Regions from separate parts of the Mus musculus genome. Here all the other regions are linked to region 3. A link is a loop called in an ENCODE intact Hi-C map of the cell type or tissue named here. Cell type or tissue: heart. All regions are shown on one strand. Region 1 holds the start of Tmem41a (transmembrane protein 41a). Region 2 holds the start of Gm26744 (a long non-coding RNA gene). Region 3 holds the start of Senp2 (SUMO/sentrin specific peptidase 2). Region 4 holds the start of Tbccd1 (TBCC domain containing 1).

Region 1 (5,000 bases), 61 kb after region 3:
GAGGCTGATGTAGATAGATAGCCTGTGATTGATGTGCTGCCAGCCTGGGATGGCTCAGGAGGTGAGGGTTAAGGGACTGAAGGGCTGGAGAGACAGACATCTGGAAGAGGTGAGGATCGTAGAGGTGTGTGTGTGTGTGTGTGTGTGTGTGTGTGTGTGTACACTGTAGCAGGGTGAACGATGCAATGAAGGGGAGAGACATTCCTCCACTTTCTTAGTAGAAATATATACAAATATATACAGAAACAGCGAAAAGGATGTAAAATTCACCTCTATGTGCTCACTACCCAACTTCACCAATAGTGTGTAATCTTGCGGTGAAAACCCCATCTTGTTATTTTCATACAAAGACATCGAATAATTTATTTCCCCCATTGTCTTCTAGCCCTATTTTCTCTCCAGTATCTCATCTATCCCAGGCTGGTCTCAAACTCAATATGTAACCAAGGGTGACCTTGGACTTCTGACCTTTCTGCCTCAACCTTCTAAGTAAGCAGGTGGGTGTTTGCAACTATGCCCTGGGACAGAAACCAGGGCTTTTACCAGCTAAGCTACGTTCTTGGCTCAGTGTAAATACTTGGTTTTATTTTTGTTTTGAGACAGGGGTTTATAATAGCTTGACTAGGAATGGCCCCCCATAGTCTGATATATTTGAATATTTGGTACGCAGTAGGTGAAACTGATTAGGAAGTATTCAGAGGTGTAGCCTTGGAAGAGGTGTGTTGTTGGGTGTGGGCTTGGATGTTTCAAAAGCCTATGCCAGGTCCAGTCTCTCTTCTCTGCCTCCGACTTCTGGATAGATGTGCGTTCTCAGCTATTGCTCCCTTACCAAGCCTGTCTGTCTGCTACCACACTTCCCACTGTGATGACCATGACCTAACCCTCTGAAAATGTAAGCAAGCTCCCAGTTAAATGATTTTTATAGTTGCCTTGGTCATGGTATCTTGTGACAGCAATAGACCAGTAACTAAGACAGGGTCTCAATGTGTTTTGTCCCAGGCTGGCCTTGAATTTGTGAACCACCTGCCTAGGCTCTCAAGTTGCCACTATGCCTTGCCTGCCTTTACTTCAGTATTGTAAAAAGGTAAAACATGCCCCCTTATCCTTCTCATAACAACTCATAGTACATTCTGCTTGTTCAGTTCAGTTCTGTTCTGTTTTGTTTTGTTTTTTTGAGACAGGATTTCTCTTGTGGCCCTGACTGTCCTGGAACTCACTCTGTAGATTAGTCTGGCATTGAAATCAGAGATCTGCCTGCCTCTGCCTCCTGAGTGTTGAGATTGAAGGCGTGCACTATCCGCCACCCCACCCCTTCTTCCCGGCTCTCACAGTACATTCTTAATTTTGAAACTTGTTTGACTCTTAGTCTCCCTGCTCTCCGTGCCATAACTGAATCTTAGTTCCTATCTATGGGGGCCCTTCTACTCAAACCACGACACGATACCAGCTCAGAATATGTAAAACTGCCCCTTAACCTCCGAGTCCTGAGATGATCGACATTTGGGTTGCTCCCAGTCCCTTGATATCAAAACAAGGCCAAGCATATTTGTGGGTTCAGTTCTTGGATGTCAACTTGCTAGGTCTTTGATGCATGCTCCCTGTTTGAACCAAAGAAGTGCTCTGAAGTGCTTCATGCCTTTTGACTCTGAAGAACTCACCCAATGGGTCGGTCCTATGTGCTGTCACTTCTCATCCCCACTGTGCAGCCTGTCCCTTTTGCCCTGTTCCCACTGCCGTGGTCCTTTCCGTCCCTCCCTCCCCGCAACCTGAGGTATTTACTGTTAACTTGGAGCCTACTCTAACCACTTGCTCTGACATTCTCAAAGGAGAACGGACACTGTCCCTCCTTTTCTCCTCCTCCCTGTTTTTTGAAGACAGTTTGTCACTGTAACCCCAGGCTGTCTTCAGTCTCCATTCTGCCTCAGGGTTCCATGTGCTGGGACTGCAAACACACAACACGATGTCTGCCTAGCAGAATGGTTCTTACTGAATGCTGCCAGGCTCATCTCCCCACAGTTTCCTGGGGTCCCTTGCCCAAACTATCTTCTAGCACTCTCCAAGTGGACAATAGCCATTCATTTCTCCCAAACCTTCGGCTTCCCTGAAGGTTGCCTTACTTAGGGCCATCTCACTTGCCCCTCTGCTTGCTCATCCAGAGAGTAAACGCAGTGCTCACCTCTTTCAGACTCCACACAGTGCAAGGACCACACTAGTTTTGGAGTTTTGAATCTGGGTTTTCTTTTTGAGAGATGTCATTCTCACTACCCGGCTACCCTGCCCCTTTCTGAATTTTTGCTTAGTATTTAAAGATGACTGAACCCTGGGCCTTCCTTCTCTTCAAGTGCTGGGGTCAGTCACATGAACACCATGTCTAGCACCACAGACTCTTTCTAAGACTCAGATGTGTGTTACAGCTAGTGTGTGCACGCTAGCTCCTACACAAGAGTTATGGCAGTAAGCGTTTTCATCCGTTGAGGCACACTGAAATGTGTTTATGAGTACTGGGGATAATGAGCACACTTCAGGTACTGAATAGAAGGCATGTCTGTTTATTTCTGTGGTGGTCATTACCTTCTTTCCACAACCATCGGTGTCAGTCTCACATTTGTTGGCTTCATTTGCTTTGTGGGACAGACTGTGGACAAGACTGACCGCCATGCTGCAAGCTAGGTTGTGGCAGGCTCACAACTCAGCCCCAGATCTCCCAGCTCTGTCACAGGGAAGGCGTTGGAGGTGTTCAGTGTAGAGCCAGCAGGAGCACTTTAGACTAGAGCGATCAGTCCCTGGCGGGGGCGGGGCCTGCGGCGGGCCGAGGGCGGAGCTTTGCGAGGGCCACGCCCTGCCCGTCCAAGAACGCGCTCCGCCCGCCCAGTCGGCGCACGGGGAGGGCTCTGCGTTGCCACGGGGGGAGCGCGCTCTCCGGCCAGGCCGCGGCATGCGCGCGCTGCTCGGCTTGCTCCTCGTATTCGGAGGCTGCACCTTCGCATTATACCTGCTCTCCACGCGGCTGCCCTTGGGGCCGAGGCTGGCGGCGGCCGGGGAGCCCGAAGGCCGGTGAGAGGGAGGACACCGGGCGGTGGCCTGGGAGGAGGTCGGAGGGTTGGCAGTGATGCCTCGGGGGCCCTTGCACTTCTCTGCACACGCGGTCGCCTTCCAGCCCCAGCCATCTCGGCTACCGTGGCTCTCCTTCCTCAACCCAATTACCACAGCAGCCAGTCTTCAGAGGTGCAGCCCGGACTTGGAGTGACGAGGCTATGATCCAGTTTGCCCTCTTCCTGCCTGTCTCTGCTTCCCATGACAGCTGGGCGAGGCAGAAGGCTTGTCGGTCGGGTTTCCGACTGCTGCTTATTACTTTGAAAGTGCATAGAGTGTGTCTGGCACGTTGCCGCATTACCAAGAGGCGTTAACTGCATTCGAGTTGTTTTCAGTTACCATTGTCTTTTTGTGGAGCTGAAAAAACTCTCTTGTGGATGTCAGAGGTACTCATGAGAACTAGGAGGGGCTTGCTCATAGTTTATCTCTGCTGGAGCAAAGAACTGTTGAGATGGCAGAGGCAGGGTAGTCTTTGTTCTGTGACCTTTGGACGGGATCCACGGTGTACCAGGCCTAGCGCAGGGTGAAGAGGGAGGCTCTCGGAAAGGGTTGGCCTCCAGCCATGTTATCAAGAAAGCTGTATTTATTATGATGGGAGGTATGTGTCCACGGGGATTCTTTTAAAGTGATGAAATTGTTGTTTTTTGCCTAGTACATCTGGGTAACATGCTGTCTAAATAGTTGTGTGTTTGCTTGGGAGAGGGTCTCCTAGAAAGGACGGCAATTCATGATGATATGCAGTTGCCTGGAGATGAATATACTTGTGTCTTCGGACAAGATAAAAAGAGACCGAGGATGCAAGTCAGTGCTGGAGCCGATGCTCTCAGCATGGTGGAGGCTGTGGGGTTCCATCTTAAAACCCCTAAATAAGTGAAGAGGGTGTGTAGTGGTTATCCAGCACCAGACCCTTTTTAGGCAAGGAAAACAAGACCCGTGGTCACTCCAAGGTCACACAACAGGAACACTGTAGAGTGAGGGTGCCAGCCCAGGGCACTTGTTCCCACTCCAGGGCTCTCCTGTCTGCCTCTGTTGTTTTATCTTGGGTCAGCTGTCATCTTGAGTTCTTTCAATGTCTGGTGGCCAGATGACCTGTTTACAAACTTAACTCTGCAAGGAAGACACACTTCGAACTTTCTCTGGAACCCACGCCTCCACCTGATTTCCCAAACTCTAGGTCGCTGTGGTTCCCCTCCGATCTGGCAGAGCTGCGGGAGCTCTCTGAAGTTCTTCGAGAGTACCGGAAAGAGCACCAGGCCTATGTGTTCCTGCTCTTTTGCAGTGCCTACCTCTACAAGCAGGGCTTTGCCATCCCTGGCTCCAGCTTCCTGGTCAGTGTCCTGCCCTCTCTCCAACTGGGTTTCCTTCTCTGCAAACTGTGACTGCTCCCCCAGAAACCCCTTTAGCCGAGTGGCAGGATGAAGAAACCGTGGGTGTGAAGAGGCGGGCACGAGTGGGCACTGGGTACTTACTGATATTGCAAGCTTCCTACTGTCCTGCCTCTCTCTCCTCCCCAGTATCTAATTCTACCCCAGATTCTGCTTAGACCTATCCGAGCACAGCGTCCTTAGGGCTGACTCTGGGTTGACTTCCCCCTCCAGCTGATCCTGCCTCAGGGTAAAGAGCCAGCTGCTACTTGGTGCCATATAGTCTCGGTTGGTGAGGGCTTGCATGCCCAGAATTGGGGTGCATCTTAGTGCGAGCTTGGTTGTGAGGCTGTCTCTCACAGGTAGGATGGGGGAGAGATAGCACAATACCCAGGGTATGACAAGGACTGCTGAGGTCTCATGGTTAGTGTGTGCCAAAGCCCCAGCCTCACAGTGAGACCCCCTCTTTCATTGGCTTACCTGTGCTCATTCATTCATTCATTCACTTGCTCATGCCTTTTAAAAGACTTGCTTTTCTTTATG
Region 2 (5,000 bases), 160 kb after region 3:
GTATGGAGTGTGATGTCCTTGGAATAACTTTTTTCCTCTTCAATCAGCAGTGTTCCTAGGCAATGCTCTTTAATTTGAACAAAGAATACAAGTATCAGGCTGCACACTGGGGAGAGTTGATCATCTTGGCTCTCTTGGGTCACATGTGCTCCTCATGTGGCTAGTGAGCGGTGGCACACAGGGGAAGGCAAGTAGACAGGGCAAACCAAGCTGCAGGTTCTGCCACCCACTGCTGGCTGCTGTGAACACATCTGTGGATGTGGCCTCTTGCCCTTGGGGACTACTCCGACACCAGCAACCCAGGACACGGCTTTGGTCTGATTAACTTTGTTTCCTAAATAAATTAATTCCTACTCCTGGAGTAGTTTCAATTTTTAGACAGAAAGGCATCTGTTGATAATCGCTGATACACAGTATTTTATTGTTTGATATTAAACAATTAAAAGCTATTGTTTTATCCCACAAGTACAATATACATGAAAATAAATATAATCTGGAATACCGGCACCAGCGGGGACAGTGGGTTCTAGATCCACTCGGTGCCACAGGGGGACAGTTTTACTTCACTCAATTTATGTGCAAGCTAAATTTCTTTCCTGGAAATAAAGCTCTGATTTAATAAACTATGCATAAAGGTGGGATCTAATGAACATTTCTCAAAATGCCTTTGAATACATAAACTTAAATTTTTAAAAGGTTAAAAAGTTGGTCTTCTGGTAGACTTCAGCAATTTAATGTATCTTTGGAAATACTTTCAACACAGACTTGGAAGGACACAAAATAGAAAAATGCACTATATTGAGATATTGTATCTAAAATAATATTGAATGTGTTCAACTAAGCAAATAAAACAACAAAACATAAAACTACCATTGTCGGGCTGGTGAGATGGCTCAGTGAGTAAGAGCACTGACTGCTCTTCCAAAGGTCCTGAGTTCAAATCCCAAAAACCACATGGTGGCTCACAACCATCTGTAATGAGATCTGGCGCCTTCTTCTGGAGTGTCTGAAGACAGCTACAGTGTACTTATATATAATAATAAATAAATCTTTGGACAGGAGCAAGTGGGGTCCTAAATTTAATTTCCAACAACCTCATGAAGGCTCATAACCATCTGTACAGCTACAGTATACTCATATATACATAAAATAAAAAAATAAATCTTAAAAAAAAAAACTACCATTGTCTGGGCAGTAGGCAGAGGGTTCCCCTTCTGCAGCTCTAGGACATGAGAATACACAGAAAAAAAAAAAAAAAAACCAGAATGACAGCATCCAAGGTTAATTTGAGGAAGAAAATAAAATATTTCAGCTTTGGGTGTAATAATTTTTTACAAAATGGATGTTCATTGGGACGATTAAGAATAACCCTTCCTCCAAAATAATCCACCAAGGAATGATCTGAAAATGGGGACCACAACTTAGAACCTCTGCTTAGGAGAAAAACTCAAAACAAAGCATTGATTATACAAAGTGACTAAGACATGGTTGAGTGACAAGAAATAATGGTGCATGTTCTCTCTCTCTCCCTCTCCCCCACCCCCTCCAAAAAAAAAAAAAAAAAAAAGAAAAATCAAACGCATGTCTCAGAGCAGGACATCAGTTGCTCAAAGTTGGGAAGTGCAGTTAGGTCACCTGTGTCCAGGAACCACCCTGGACAGAACAGGACAGTGCTCTATCTGTTCTCTTGAATGTCACAACTTTCTTCAAAATAAACCTAAGCATTGAAAAACAACCCCAGATACTTCTGGTTAAAACTATGAACAAATTATCACGCCAATTTTACATGTGCAAGACATCAGAACTTCTCTCTATTTCCAAAACACAGTGGCGTAAACTCTTCAACTGGAAGTTCACCTTAGAAAACTACTCAGTTACATTTCTTTACAATACAGTTTTGGAACATGGGAAGAAATAACTTCTTTAGCAATCTTTAAAAATATATCCTTACAATTTAAGGATAATTCCTGTTTAGTCTTCACTACAGATATTCTAGTATAAAAATAATATGTAAAAAATGGCAGCAAATATATATATACAAATATATCCCAAGTGCTCTCATCATAAAGGTTTTTGAAAAATGGTCACACAAGATGTATTTATGGGAACATATTGCAAACACGAGATATTGATGGTTCCACGACTAGGAAACAAAGGCAAGGTGAAGGGTGAGACATGGCAGAGAGGACAGCAGCACAGGAGACAAGTGCCGGGCAAGAGCCTGCTCCTCGCCTCGGTCTCGCCAGCCCCACTTTCTGCAGCTCCTTCCTGGTATTCTCCCAGGCTCCCCCACAACACATCCACATCCCCTGGAAGGGAACTGAATCTCCCTTTAAGACAAACCAAGCAAGCATCCAAAGGTAACGTGCAGAACCGTAATCAAAAAATGTCCACGTCTAGCAGGCAGACAAGCTTAGAAATAACCAGCTGTCAGTAGCTGAGCTGTGCCGGGATTGTGGGGTGGGGGTTGTTCAGGTTTCCTACGAGCTTTTGCTGTCTCTTTCACCTTGGGTCTCCCTCAGTAATATCCGTTTTCTAATAAGCTTAAAGCACAAATAAATTCCCCATCTGTCCTTGTGAGATACATGCTGACGAAACAGGAAAAGAGTGTAATACTCACAACAATGAAGAATTCCTACACATGCTGTTCCATTTTCTTGCTTTAAAAAGATGGAAGGTTAATCTAAAGAGCCTTGCAGAATTGGAAAAATAAGGGGGAGGGGATTCTACCCACACAATCCTCTGGCCCACCGCAAAGGAGCTCAAAGCTTGCTGACGTCACACATTCATGAATGGATGTAAATTGGGCTGGTTTAGGATTCCGCACAGACTTAGTGGCTGTGTGTGCTGTGAAGGAAAAGGTTGGGGGGAGGGAGAGGGAGGGCCCAGAGAATGCCCAGCCAATAGGCTTCAGGCAGGTATGGCCAGCCCTCTTTTAGAAAGAATCTGGTCACAGAATAAACAGAGCCCGCCAATCAGACATCTATCACAGACCAGCAGAGCCACACAGCGCAGAGAGAGAGAGAGAGAGAGAGAGAGAGAGAGAGAGAGAGAGAGAGAGAGAGAGAGAAGAGAAGAGAAGAGAAGAGAAGAGAAGAGAGAGAGAAGAGAGAGAGAGAGAGAGAGAGAACTCAAGTGTGACAACCATAAACACATTGTTCTTGCTATTGAATGAAGGAGTCAAAGTGGAAGTTTAGAAGGATCAATGCTCCCAAAGGTAAAATATTTTTTATTCACTAGAGCTATTAGAGCGATTTCCTTTAACCCTGTCTTGATGTTTAGTAACATGCCTAATGCAATAAAAAGAAATCAAAGTCAGAGAATTCGTTCTTAAGATTGGTGTCAGATCAGCAAGCACACACCCCACAACACAATTTGAAACAACAAAATAACAGAACATGGGTGTATACAGTTTTCTAAGATGGAATTACATAAGCTGTATTGCTTTTATCCCAACATGTTCCTAACCTTTGTTATGTAGCAAAAGTGGGAGGAGAAGGGTAATTTACAGTTAGATTTAAATAAGGGACAGCATTCCCTCATTGATTTTATTCAATGTCTGATATTCAATTAAGACAAGGCTCTAAAAGGACTCCTAGTGAATCTTGAAGCAAAAGATACACTTCAGTATAAACTCTTAGCAGTAAAAACAGCTGTGTTCAGTCACCAAATGGGCTCGTGGCAATTCTTTACTCTTTAAGTTTGTAAATGTTATACCGAAGTAGAAGCTAACGCAACTATCTTCTCCCTAACATGTTGCTTTACAATCACCAACACTTCCCAAGCATTGACCATCATTTGTGTATTTGTAGGATGGTCTCAAATCCTTGAACTGAAGTAAGAACAGAAGTGTTTACTGCAAGGTCGCTGTTGTGAAACGTCTTGTGGCTGGGAGCCTTCACAGGGGGTCTTCTCATGGAGATGCCGTGTAAGGCAGAGAAAGGGGACAGCGTTGTTCCGAGACTTTCCACTACTGTTTCATGCGAGGGATAGACTACTGATGGCACAGAGAATCAACAGATCACTATAAAGAAGGTTGCAGACTATTACTGTGGGAAAAATGGACCAAAGAAGCTTGCTTATCTATGTAAGTTAGGATTGTTCATGGCTAATATTGTATAGAAATGGTGCTAGCAGACCCTGTGTGTACCCCAAAGGCTATGCCAAATATCCATGACACCACGCTTACTTCAGAATCATTGAATGGGAAGAAGACGAAGAATATCCATACTCATTCTCTGGACTTACTGTGTTCTCTGTCAATAAGGTTGGTGAACCAGCACACCAGGCTAGATGCCATATCCTAGCTAGACAAACCTTAATGGCATAATGGAGAGTCAATGCATCCTCCCTGCCAAAAGCACGCTTATTAGTGAAATAGGTAGGAATTCCAACTGATAATGCCAACTCATTGGAGCAAGTGGTTTCTCAATTGATCAAATATTTAGCAACCTCAAAATACGTCATCCATAATATAAATTATGGTGATGTGCCATAACCAAGCTTTTAGAGGTCTAAAAATACTGCGTAGAACTTAGTGGAAATGCTTTACACACTAAAAGAGCAGAATGAAACGGTTTCCATCTGCACGGCACTGCCCAGCTCACCTGTCTTCTAGACACAGGGTGAGGACTGGGGACAGCTACAGAGAACGGGACAGTTACTGCCTGAAGACCAGTGTGAAGAATAGAACTAAACTCAATTCTGCTTAGCCACTCGGGTGTGGTCATGCGTGTCTCTAGCTCCAGCTTTTGGAAAGTGGAAGCAGGAGGATCGTAAGTCCAAGGCGAGAGGAATCTAGGCACAAGGTGACAGTCGCACTCAGGCTCAAGGAGGATGAGAACAAGAGGTAGCAGACACCCACCTTTTCCATTTAGGTTTGCCCTCTTCCTGTCCCCATTTTGAAGGAACTGTCTCTCCTCCTATTTTCAACCTATGTGATTCAGATGAACACCACTTAGGGTTCAAAAGCAAGCAGAGGCACAAGTCTGGCTACCTCA
Region 3 (5,000 bases):
TCAACACTCCCTACTACATTATGATGTATAATCTGGCCAAATTAAACCAACACATCATTTGGTTTTGGGACACTGGCCCTAAAGACAGACTTTTTTTTTTTTTTTAATTTCAAGCAACAATATAAGCAGCCTTAAGAGATAAGGTAGTAGTTGGGAGTTGGCAATGGTGTTGCTTAAATGTCTCCCGACCCCTATACCCTGGGCTGGGGATTGAAGACAGGACAGGCACGACAGACAAGCACACCGCCCCTAAGGCACAGCTCTAGTTCCTAGAAAAAAGTATCTTTTAAGACACCAGCCCCCGAGCCGGGCATGGTGGCACACACCTTTAATCCCAGCACTCGGGAGGCAGAGGCAGGCCGATTTCTGAGTTCGAGGCCAGCCTGGTCTACAGAGTGAGTTCCAGGACAGCCAGGGCTGCACAGAGAAACCCTGTCTCAAAAAACAAAAGAACAAAACAAAACAAAATAACCCACGAGCCCCCGAATGTAGTAAAGAACAGAAAGCAGCTAGAAGTCAAGGCTGGCCAGGACACATCCACACTCAGGTTTGGGTCGGCATACTGCTGACTCCGAGGGACTATGAATGAAAATGTGAGGCGATCACCAGTCCCTGTTCGATAAATATGCAGTTTCATTGTGCACCAGATCCAGTTGGGGGAGAATAAACTATTCTTACATAAGCATCAGTTTGAGAACTTTATAACATCTTAACCGATTCTTATCTGAACCCCATGGAACTGTAGAAGCCATGGGACTACATGCTACAGTTTAGCGAACAACCAGTTTCACCAATGACCTACATTCCTGGAGTCATCTATGAATCATTTTGATCTACTTCCCCTAATCCAATCTTTTGTCCACTTCTCTTGACCTGGAAACAAAAATAATCACCATCATCATAATAATAAGTGAAGTAGACATAGCAGAGGAAGGAAAGGGAGGGAGAATGTAAGAGTGGGAGACAGGGGGGAGTATAGAAGTTGTAGAATATTTTGTTTTCTAGATAAACCCTTAAAAGGGAAGACACTGTAAAGTAAATAAAGGAGTAGATGCTAAGTACTAATATTTGTCATTTCCTTCTAATTTTAACCGAATCTTACAAGAGTGCGGTACGTAAATACTTTCTGCCTCTTACAAGGATGTTAAAGAACAGGACCATTCCCTTCCCCTGCAGCCCAACACACACACCCCGACAGTTGCTGTCGAACAAGACAACTGCTGTTCCTCGGTGCGAAGACAACAGCACTCGCAGTCAAACGACTACGGGCAAACTCCTAACCTAGTGACTCGCTCCTGCGCTGTCCGCCCGCGACGACACCGGGCGACAGGAGCCGTATCCGGCGAGCAGCACATCGCCGGCCTCCCGTTCCCCTTCCGCTCGCAGCTAGAGGGACGGACTCTCCCCAGGCCTCCGCGGTCCCGTAGTCGCCGGTTCCCACAGGCCCGCGGCGCCCAACGCCAGCGCGGGGGAGGGGACCCGACCGGCGCGCGGCCACCTTACCTGCTGGAGCGCCGCCTCTTGAGTAGGGCGCGGGCCCCGGGCGCGGGCCGCTCACACAAGCGAAGAATGGTGCCGAGAACCTTAGCCAGCCATCTGTACATTCCAGGCCTGAGCAGCAGCGGCGGCCGACACACCCCGAGACGCGAACCCCAGAGCTGTCGCCGCCGCCGCCGCCGCCGCCGCCGCCGTCGCCGCTGCCGCTGCCGCTGCCGCTGCCGCCTTCGCCGCTTCAGCCGTAGCCAGGATCAGGCGCGGACTTGTGACGCCATCAGAGGGCCCACAGATTTAACGTTCCCCGGGCTAGGGGAGGACTCTCTAGAAGCCGTTGACGTCACCTTCTTCCGCCCAACGGGAAAGCGGCCTCCGGAGTCTGAGCATGCGCAGTCTGGGCCTGCTCCTTGTAAGCCTAGCAACAGGAAGCGGGACGGGGAGAGCGGGCTCTTGCGCGGGTCTGACTGGCAGACCGAAGGGCGGGGCTTTCTCTTTGGCAGAGCCAGTCAGGAGTCGATCTCGGGACAAGGCCCACAGACCCAAACCACGTGTATCGATGCTGGGCCGGGAGAGCTACCCAAGCAACCCGACAGTGGAGGGTTCTGTAAAAGAATGCGCAGGGTGGAAAATAGGTCAGGTTAGTTAATGAGTATGTAAGGGTTTGCGCTTTATTTTGTATATACATTGGTCTAATACTTTACCCGGATTGCCGTCATGTTTACAGCAACCGGACACAGTGGGGAATTTTAGGAATGTCATAAAAACCAAAGGTATATAGCAATTAAACCATGTGCCTAAGAAAATGGAGCTAACCACTAGCATTTGAGCCAGTCTAACTATTAGGGCTCATTCCGCACGCATACGTGCAAGTTTACTGGGAGAGACATTTTCATAGATACTTATAAATTAGAATACAAGGTCACCTGCTTATGTGATAAATGATTGTAATGCGCAATGGAACTAGAGAAAGTTAAACCAGATGCTGGGGAGTGAGTAGGGCAGACGGACACGACTTCTTAGGAAAAGCTTCCGAGAAACAGGGACTGAATGATTCCTGTGGCCTTTTCTAATCAGCTTGTCTCTTCCCCTCAGCTGTCAGGTAGCAATCAATTCTCATTATCCTCTCTGGGAATGTATACACTTTTCTTTTCTTCTCTTCTCTTCTCTTCTCTTCTCTTCTCTTCTCTTCTCTTCTCTTCTTTCTTTCTTCCTTTTTGTTGTTTTGTTGTTGTTGTTGTTGTTGTTTTTTGAGACAGAGTTTCTCTGTATAGCCCTGACTGTCCTGGAACTCACTTTGTAGACCAGGCTGGCCTCGAACTCAGAAATCTGCCTGCCTCTGCCTCCCGAGTGCTGGGATTAAAGGAAAACCATTAGAAATAAATGTCTAAATAATATCTCCTATGGACTTAAGCATAATGTCTGGGAGTGCAGTCCCTTGAAGTATTAAAAACAGTCTCAAAGCCGGGCGGTGGTGGCACATGACTTTAATCCCAGCACTTGGGAGGCAGAGGCAGGCAGATTTCTGAGTTCAAGGGCCAGCCTGGTCTACAGACTGAGTTCCAGGACAGTCAGGGCTACACAGAGAAACCCTGTCTCAAAAAACAAAAACCCAAAAAACAAAAACAAAAACAGTCACTGCTGGGCATAGTGGCACATGCCTTTAATGCCGGCACTTGGGAGGTAGAGATAGGTGGATCTCTGTGAATTAGAGGCCAGCCTGGTCTACGCAATTAGTTCCAGAATAACCAGAACTAAGTAGAAAGACCTTCTCATAAACAAACAAAACAACAACAACAAAAACCAGGCTCTATCTTTCCTATTGGGTGTATAAGGCCATATGCTAATGAAAATTACCTGCCTAATGCACACACCGGGGCATTGAGGATCTACCTGGTCCTCAGATGTGAGCTCTCAACTACTGGTCCAGCACTATGCCTTCCTGCTGACATGCTCCCTGCTATGATGGTCATGAGAATTAGACAAGGAGAGGCAAGTGGTTAGAGCAGGTGAAGCAGAGGCAGCTGAATGGGTGGTAGTTGAACTGGTCAGCGCGCTGGCTCTCCCTTTTCACACCACAGGGTGAGGTCCCTCTCTAGCATTGCTCCAGCTAGCCCACCCAATGTTGTTATCTGCAGGAGGCAGGCTCATTTCTCCTCCTCTCCCCCAGGACAGCTCACCCAGACCCAAACCTCCAATGTGCCCAGCCAAGATTCGGAGTCTGCTCTCCAAGGTGCTGTAGCCTGTGAGGACCTGGCCAGCTCTCCCACTCATGTAGGGTGCCTTTGCCAATAGGGCCAGCTCCTTTGTGCTGCCCAGGCAAGCAAGATACAGGGCCCATTTGCCAAGGTGCTATAGTAGGGAGGGACAGGGCCACCCTCTCTCATGACCTCAGGGCCAGTTCTCTAGACTGCCACGGGTTTAGGGGGTGAGGGAGGGGAGGGCACCACTTTCATACCTAGGAATCTATAGTAAAGTTCTCTCCAAACTCACCTTTTGTGGTACGTGAACTTCACACTTGGAATTTATGAGATGGGAACCTGAAAGTCACTGGCCCATAGTGGTTGTGGTGATGATCATGTTTTAGGACCCAACCTCCCCAAGAAAGATCATGTTGTTTCCCAAGACACCCCAGTATCACTGTGCTAATCCCACAATAGCTAGGAAATAGAAACAACCTAGGTGTCCGTCACCTGAAAGTAGATAAGGGAAATGGGATACATATTCACAATGGAACATTGCTCATCTGTAAAGACAAACAAAATGAGGAAATTTTCAGGTAAATGGGGAGAGCTGGAAAAAATTATACTGAGTGAGGTCACGGAGGCACATAAGACAAATGCCAAATTTTTCTCATGTGGATCCAAGTTTCTAATCCTGTTTTGTATGTTTAACTTGAGTATGGTGGAAGACAGAAAACTAGAATGAGCTACTGGGGAGTGAAGAATTACGGAGAGAGAATAGTCAAGCATAGGTAAAAGATATATTTTAAAAATGTAGGTAAAAGAGGGGGGTGCTGCGGAGGGGGAGGGCAGAGATTCAAGCATGGAGGGGGTGGGAGCTGGATAAATGAAAGGTGGGCAGAAGGCTTCACTAAAGTGCAACCTAGGGTCTTCCAGCTCTAGAAAAACATTTCAACGAGGGACAACACAGGTGACATGAAAGGAAAGAGGAAATGCACCAGGGTTAAAGGCGGGGGGGGGGGGGTAGTTAGCCCAAACTCAGTGTACAGGAAAAACCCTATGAAAATCTATTAGTTTAAAAGCTATTTAAGTATAATTTTAGAAAGGAAGTTTGAACAGGGTTTTTTTTTTATTCACTTTACATTATGATCACTGTCCTCCCTCCCAATATCCCTCTACAGTCCCCCACCCCCTGAGAGGGTGGAGATCCCCCTGGATGTCCCCTGCAACCCTGGCACATCAAGTCTTTGCAGAACTAGGGGCTTCTCCTACTGGGGCCAGACAAGACAGCTGACTTAGGAGAATGGATTCCACAGACAGGTAACA
Region 4 (5,000 bases), 850 kb before region 3:
CTCAGTATGTATCTGAAGTTTGTTTTGAACTGATCCTCCCGCCTCTACCTCTCAAATGCTGAATTTATAGGTATATAAAACCATATCCAGCTCAACTACATACATTTTTTTGTTGTTGTTGTTATTCTGTTTTTCAATACAGGGTTTTTCAGTAGCCCTGCCTGTCCTGGAATTTACTCTGTAGACCAGGCTGGCCTCAAACATAGAGATCTGCCTGCCTCTAGGGATGAACTTATTACTGTTGTTTTGTTAAATAGGCATGTTGTCAAACTACCTTGTAAATATTTAGGTTATATCCATAGACTACATATGAATATATATGGAAATATATGATATAATATAAATACAATCTATGATACAACATGTAAGTATGTTATATTAACACACACACAAATATATATACATGGTTATATGTTATATTCATGAATATAAGGTTAAATCCATGCCACTCTCCTTTTTGGACAGAGAGACCTCTTTCTTCAGGGGCAGTAGTTAATGCAACAGCATAACTGTTCAAAGCATGGAGAATAAGTGAGTGAGTATTGAGACATCAATCTTAAATGGAATGGTGTTTCAACCTTCCACCCCTCTCCCACACTCCCGAAGGTTCATGGGTAGAGGGTACAGAAAGAATGTAAACACAGAGGGTGGGAAGGAGTGTTGTCAAATTTTGTCTTCTGCAAATGGTATTCATGAATTCACTCAAGATATGGTTACCTGAACAAGACCTACCTGAGCAAGCCAATACAAATAGTCACCATGTGAGAAGGCAGCACTAACTAACCGGACTCAGAGAGGTACATGAAGTTAGGACGGGAACATATTGGGGTGTGCCCAGGGCAAGTATATGTGTGGGGGGAGCAAGGAGTTGTGGGTAGGTATATGTGTGTATATGAAACTGTCAGAGAATAATGAAAGATTTAAGAGTGAAAAGGTTAAATGATAGCTCAGAAAAATACAAGAAAGAAAAAGGGGGGGGGGGCTGATATAGTTGAGTGTCAGCATTATTTCCCCAGAGGCTGCTTTATGAGTGACTATAGTATTAACAATATTAGTATTTTCCAGGAATGGTCGTTCATGCCTGCAAGTCTAACACTTGGGAAGTGACGACTGAAGGATCAGGAGGGAGTTCAACGCTGCCTTCAGCTACATATTGAGTTGGAGACCAGCATACCTCAACTCCTACATGCAAAATCGTATGTTGATGTACCTTGGGTACTCCGTGGCTTAATCAAACAAGAACAAAACAATAAAGTGTATGTAAGAAATGTCAACTTTGAGAAATTTAAAGTATGTCACAAAGAAGAAATGATAAGATTAAAGCAAACAAAACAAAACAAAATAAAGAAAATAACTTTAAAAGCTATGCTAAGCAGTGAGTTTCCCATTATGAACAACCTATAAATTGTCAAAATCTGACATCTATGAGCTTTTGGTGTGTTTTTATTTTTGCAGTTATGTATATATTTGAAATAGCATGTGATATAGGCCAGGCAAATCTGGAACTCAGTCGATAGCTGAAAATGACCTTGAGTTCTGACCCACCTATTTTCATCAGCCCAAAGAAGGGATTGAGGGTGAAGGCATTCTAGAACACAAGTCCAACATACCATATCCTAAGTCACCACATCTATAGGGTCGTGCATGCATTTAAATGCTGGGAGAAACTTTAAGCCTGCTCTTTCTCCCTGAAAGTTGGCACAGTTATCCCTGATTTCAGGAACTTGACACAGTTCCTTCAAGCTTGTAGGATTCCTAAGAGTGGCATGAGACTAGAATCCCAGTTTTTATCGCCTGTTAGAGAACTGTTGTCACTCAGACCATCCAGCTCAGGAAGGAACCATGGTGAGAGGCAGCGAGGCAAGAAGACAGTTCAGGTTCGTTAGCCCAAGAAGGTGGGAAGTACAAGGTCTCTCTAAAGTGTCTTGCTGCTCTCTCAAGCCAACTTTCTTCAGTCTGAGCTTGGCTTCCTTTCTTGCTCTCCTCATTTGACATGGCATCATGGCCCACCCACTTTAGTGTCAGCCTTTTGGAGGCTTGTTGCAAACTGGGTAACCCACAGTCCCACTCTGGAACTCAGACGTCAAGGACGTATCTATAATCTCAACCCCAGCTTGACACTCGCTTCCTTCATTTCCATCAAGAGCCTCATCCCTCAGACGTCCGCCTCCCTTCTTCTGCTCACAGCCACTTAACTCCCTCCAATCCCCAAACGTGGTATTTGGCTCTGCAACCAACCCCCGCTCTTCCTGGGGGAAACCTGGCCCTGCACCGCCAGCCTGGCCCACACTACCCCCTTGTCCCTCGACCCGGCAGTGCCCCTCCCTCACTCCTCGATGTCACCCGCGTCCTTCTCAGCAAGGGCCGCCCCTCGGCCTCTTGCTGCACGCGCGGGAGCCCCCTTCCTCACCCGGCGATCACAGTCCCGATGAGGTACAGCAGCAACAGGCAGAAGGTGCTCAGGTTCTGCGGGGCCATGGCGTCCCCTGGTCCTACCCTCTCAGCCTCCGGTGCCGCTGCGTCGGCTGACCAGCCCTTCCGGCCCAGGGAGGCCGCCTCACGCCGGGGTCTCTCTCTTGCCCGGCCGCGGAGACAGGTAGCGCGCCCCTTCCTCAGCTGCCACCTTCCGGGAGCCCCAGAGCCGGCGAGCAGCCAGGCGTGGGCCAATCGCCGCCGGGGACATCACACGCGGCCGCCACTCCGCAGCCAATCAGCGCGGTACACTTCACCTCCGAGGCGGCGCGGGAAGCCAATCAGACAGCAGAACAGCCGTCGTGTCCGCCGGCCAATGGGAAGAGAAAACGTCAGAGGTTCGCGCCGCCCGGAAGCGGCTGAGAACCGGAGAGAGTTAGGAGCCGAGAAAGAGCGCGCTGCTGTAGGAAACCCGAATGTCCACCAATCGCGAGGCTCCTTCCCGATTCCGACCAATTGCTTGAGAGAGGTCTTACTACCAGTCTGGAAGCTACGCCATGTGCACACGTGACTTGCGAGCGCTCACCGAAGTGCAACCCCAGGAGGTGTCAAAGTACGTGGGGCGTCTTGCCTGGGGATAGGCTCTCCCAGTACTAACTTATTACAGTCTCGCTACCGTGGAAAAGAGGGACCTGGTACCTTGTAGAGACGCCGCCATAGAGACCGACTTAAGTTAAGATTCGGCTTCCAGCACTCCGTAGCGGTGAGGCAGCCCCATCTCCACCCCACTTTCGAACCTGTTTTCTACAGAACTAAGGCAAAGCGTTCTCTGGCAGTGTTGGGAATTAATTAAACTTTTTTTTTTCCTGCAAGTTTCCTAGCAGAATTGCACACAGCAAGCATGCAATCAATAAAAGGCACTAGAGCTTGTTCATCGGTTGCTCTTTTCTCCAGTTTTGTTTACCTCAGACAACTAGTTGTTTAGGACAGCTTCTCAGCTTAGCTTCCTGCATAACCTATTCAGATTTTTATCAGTGAACCGTAATGTGTGCTTGTCCACTATAGCTCCACCTCTGAGTCATAATTATCTCCTGCTTGCAAAGGTCTCATAACCGATCTCCCTGCCTCCAAACTTCATATCTTGATACACTATTTTAAAGTTCCTCTGCTCTCCACCCTATGATTGTGTGCACTCGGGAGCGCACTAGGGAACCTGGAGATCACAGATTAGACTAGGCTGGTGGACCCAGGAGCTCGAGAACCGTCTCTGTCTCTTGAGTGCTGGGAATCCAGGACGTTGTTGTTGCAGTTGCTACAATGGGCGGAATTCAAGACCCCCTGTTTGTATGGCAAGTAAGTGGCAAGCTTTATGGACTGAACTATCCCCAGCGCACTCCCGCTTTTTAAAAACTATGTCAAATCATCCTCTCCTGCTTAAAACCTTTAGTGGCTTTTCATTGCACTCAAAGTAAAAGGCCAAGTCTATGGTAACTTACAAAGCTGTCTAATTTAATGATATATATCCTCACCTATTAAATATCGTAGCATGTTCCAGAATAATCAACTCCCTTCCTTTTAAAAATGTTTCATTGTGTATAGTCATTGTATATGGTACTTTCTTGTATAGTCAAACTGTATAATGTATATATTTTTACCTTTTTCTCTCTGTGCTGTTATTCCTTTTGTTTCTCTAGGTGATTTGGCATTGCCATATACACATATGTGATTTTAAGTACCTATATAAAATCTAGGAGCCACACATTGAGATAAAACATGTATTTGTTTCTCTGAGACAAGATAGTCATCTAGACAAGATAGTTATCTCCAGTTATATCCATTTTCCTGTATACAACAAAATTGCATTCCTAAATTTTTGCTTGTGAGCCTAACCTTTAATGGTTAAGCCATCTTTTGTATCCTATAGCTGCATTTTCTATGGTTTGGAAGAAAACATTGTACATAAGCCACATTTTCTTTATTCTCTTGTTGAACTCCTAAGTCCATCCTGTAAGTTAGCTATTGTGAATAGTGCTGGAACAAACATTGATGTTTTGCCAAAACCTCAATGAGAAAGAAAAAGGTTTATTTTGATGTTCATGGGTGCTGTGATGGTTTGTATAGCCTTGGACCAGGGAGTGGCACCATCTGAAGGTGTGGCCTTGTTGGAATAGGTGTGACTTGGTTGGAATGGGTGTGTCATTGTGGGTGTGGGTATAAGATCCTCACTCTAGTTGCCTGGAAGTCAGTCTTCCACTAGCAGCCTTTGGATGAAGACGTAGAACTCTCAGCTCTGCCTGCACCATGCCTGCCTGGATACTGCCATGCTCCCACCTTGATGATAATGGACTGAACCTCTGAACCTGTAAGCCAGCCCCAATTAAATGTTGTTTTTATAAGACTTGCCTTGGTCATGGTGTCTGTTCACAGCAGTAAAACCCTGACTAAGACAGGTGCTTTGCCTACATGTAACCTAGTGAGTGCATGCCTTTTTGCTCAAAAAGGCCAGAAGAGGATGGAGAATCCCTTGGAATTGAAGTTGATGAGTTAGTGTGTGTTCTATAGTTCCTCTCGAGGAGGTTTCTAGTTTT

Evidence for each region. A loop is a pair of places that touch in the nucleus more often than their neighbours do. Peaks named below come from ENCODE experiments on the same cell type or tissue, not always from the same donor. Only the 100,000 strongest peaks of a DNase experiment are listed, where the experiment ranks them.
Region 1: it touches region 3 in a loop (2.1-fold over the local background); 10 of 42 quality-filtered maps call a loop at or near these places.
Region 2: it touches region 3 in a loop (2.4-fold over the local background); 25 of 42 quality-filtered maps call a loop at or near these places.
Region 4: it touches region 3 in a loop (4-fold over the local background); 2 of 42 quality-filtered maps call a loop at or near these places.

Annotation. Positions count from the first base shown.
Region 1 is chr16:21,945,422-21,950,421 of GRCm38, reverse strand. It overlaps Tmem41a (transmembrane protein 41a), which reads left to right and starts at 2,870. Exons shown (of 5, transcript NM_025693.4): 1 at 2,870-3,054; 2 at 4,268-4,421. The coding sequence starts at 2,936. In heart, a CTCF peak has its summit at 2,773; a DNase peak (open chromatin) is centred at 2,841; H3K4me3 peaks cover 1,744 bases; H3K27ac peaks cover 1,906 bases; H3K27me3 peaks cover 409 bases.
Region 2 is chr16:21,843,841-21,848,840 of GRCm38, reverse strand. Gm26744 (a long non-coding RNA gene) reads left to right here and starts at 2,976. Exons shown (of 2, transcript XR_875951.3): 1 at 2,976-3,217; 2 at 3,813-5,000. It also overlaps a transcript of Map3k13 not described here. In heart, no CTCF peak of the experiment used is centred here; a DNase peak (open chromatin) is centred at 2,900; H3K4me3 peaks cover 1,353 bases; H3K27ac peaks cover 803 bases.
Region 3 is chr16:22,006,246-22,011,245 of GRCm38, reverse strand. It overlaps Senp2 (SUMO/sentrin specific peptidase 2), which reads right to left and starts at 1,762. Exons shown (of 17, transcript NM_029457.3): 1 at 1,504-1,762. The coding sequence starts at 1,604. In heart, no CTCF peak of the experiment used is centred here; a DNase peak (open chromatin) is centred at 1,875; H3K4me3 peaks cover 2,182 bases; H3K27ac peaks cover 1,184 bases.
Region 4 is chr16:22,855,520-22,860,519 of GRCm38, reverse strand. Tbccd1 (TBCC domain containing 1) reads left to right here and starts at 2,851. Exons shown (of 8, transcript NM_001081368.2): 1 at 2,851-3,175. Dnajb11 (DnaJ heat shock protein family (Hsp40) member B11) reads right to left here and starts at 2,675. Exons shown (of 10, transcript NM_001190804.1): 1 at 2,411-2,675. The coding sequence starts at 2,478. In heart, no CTCF peak of the experiment used is centred here; a DNase peak (open chromatin) is centred at 2,829; H3K4me3 peaks cover 2,840 bases; H3K27ac peaks cover 1,990 bases.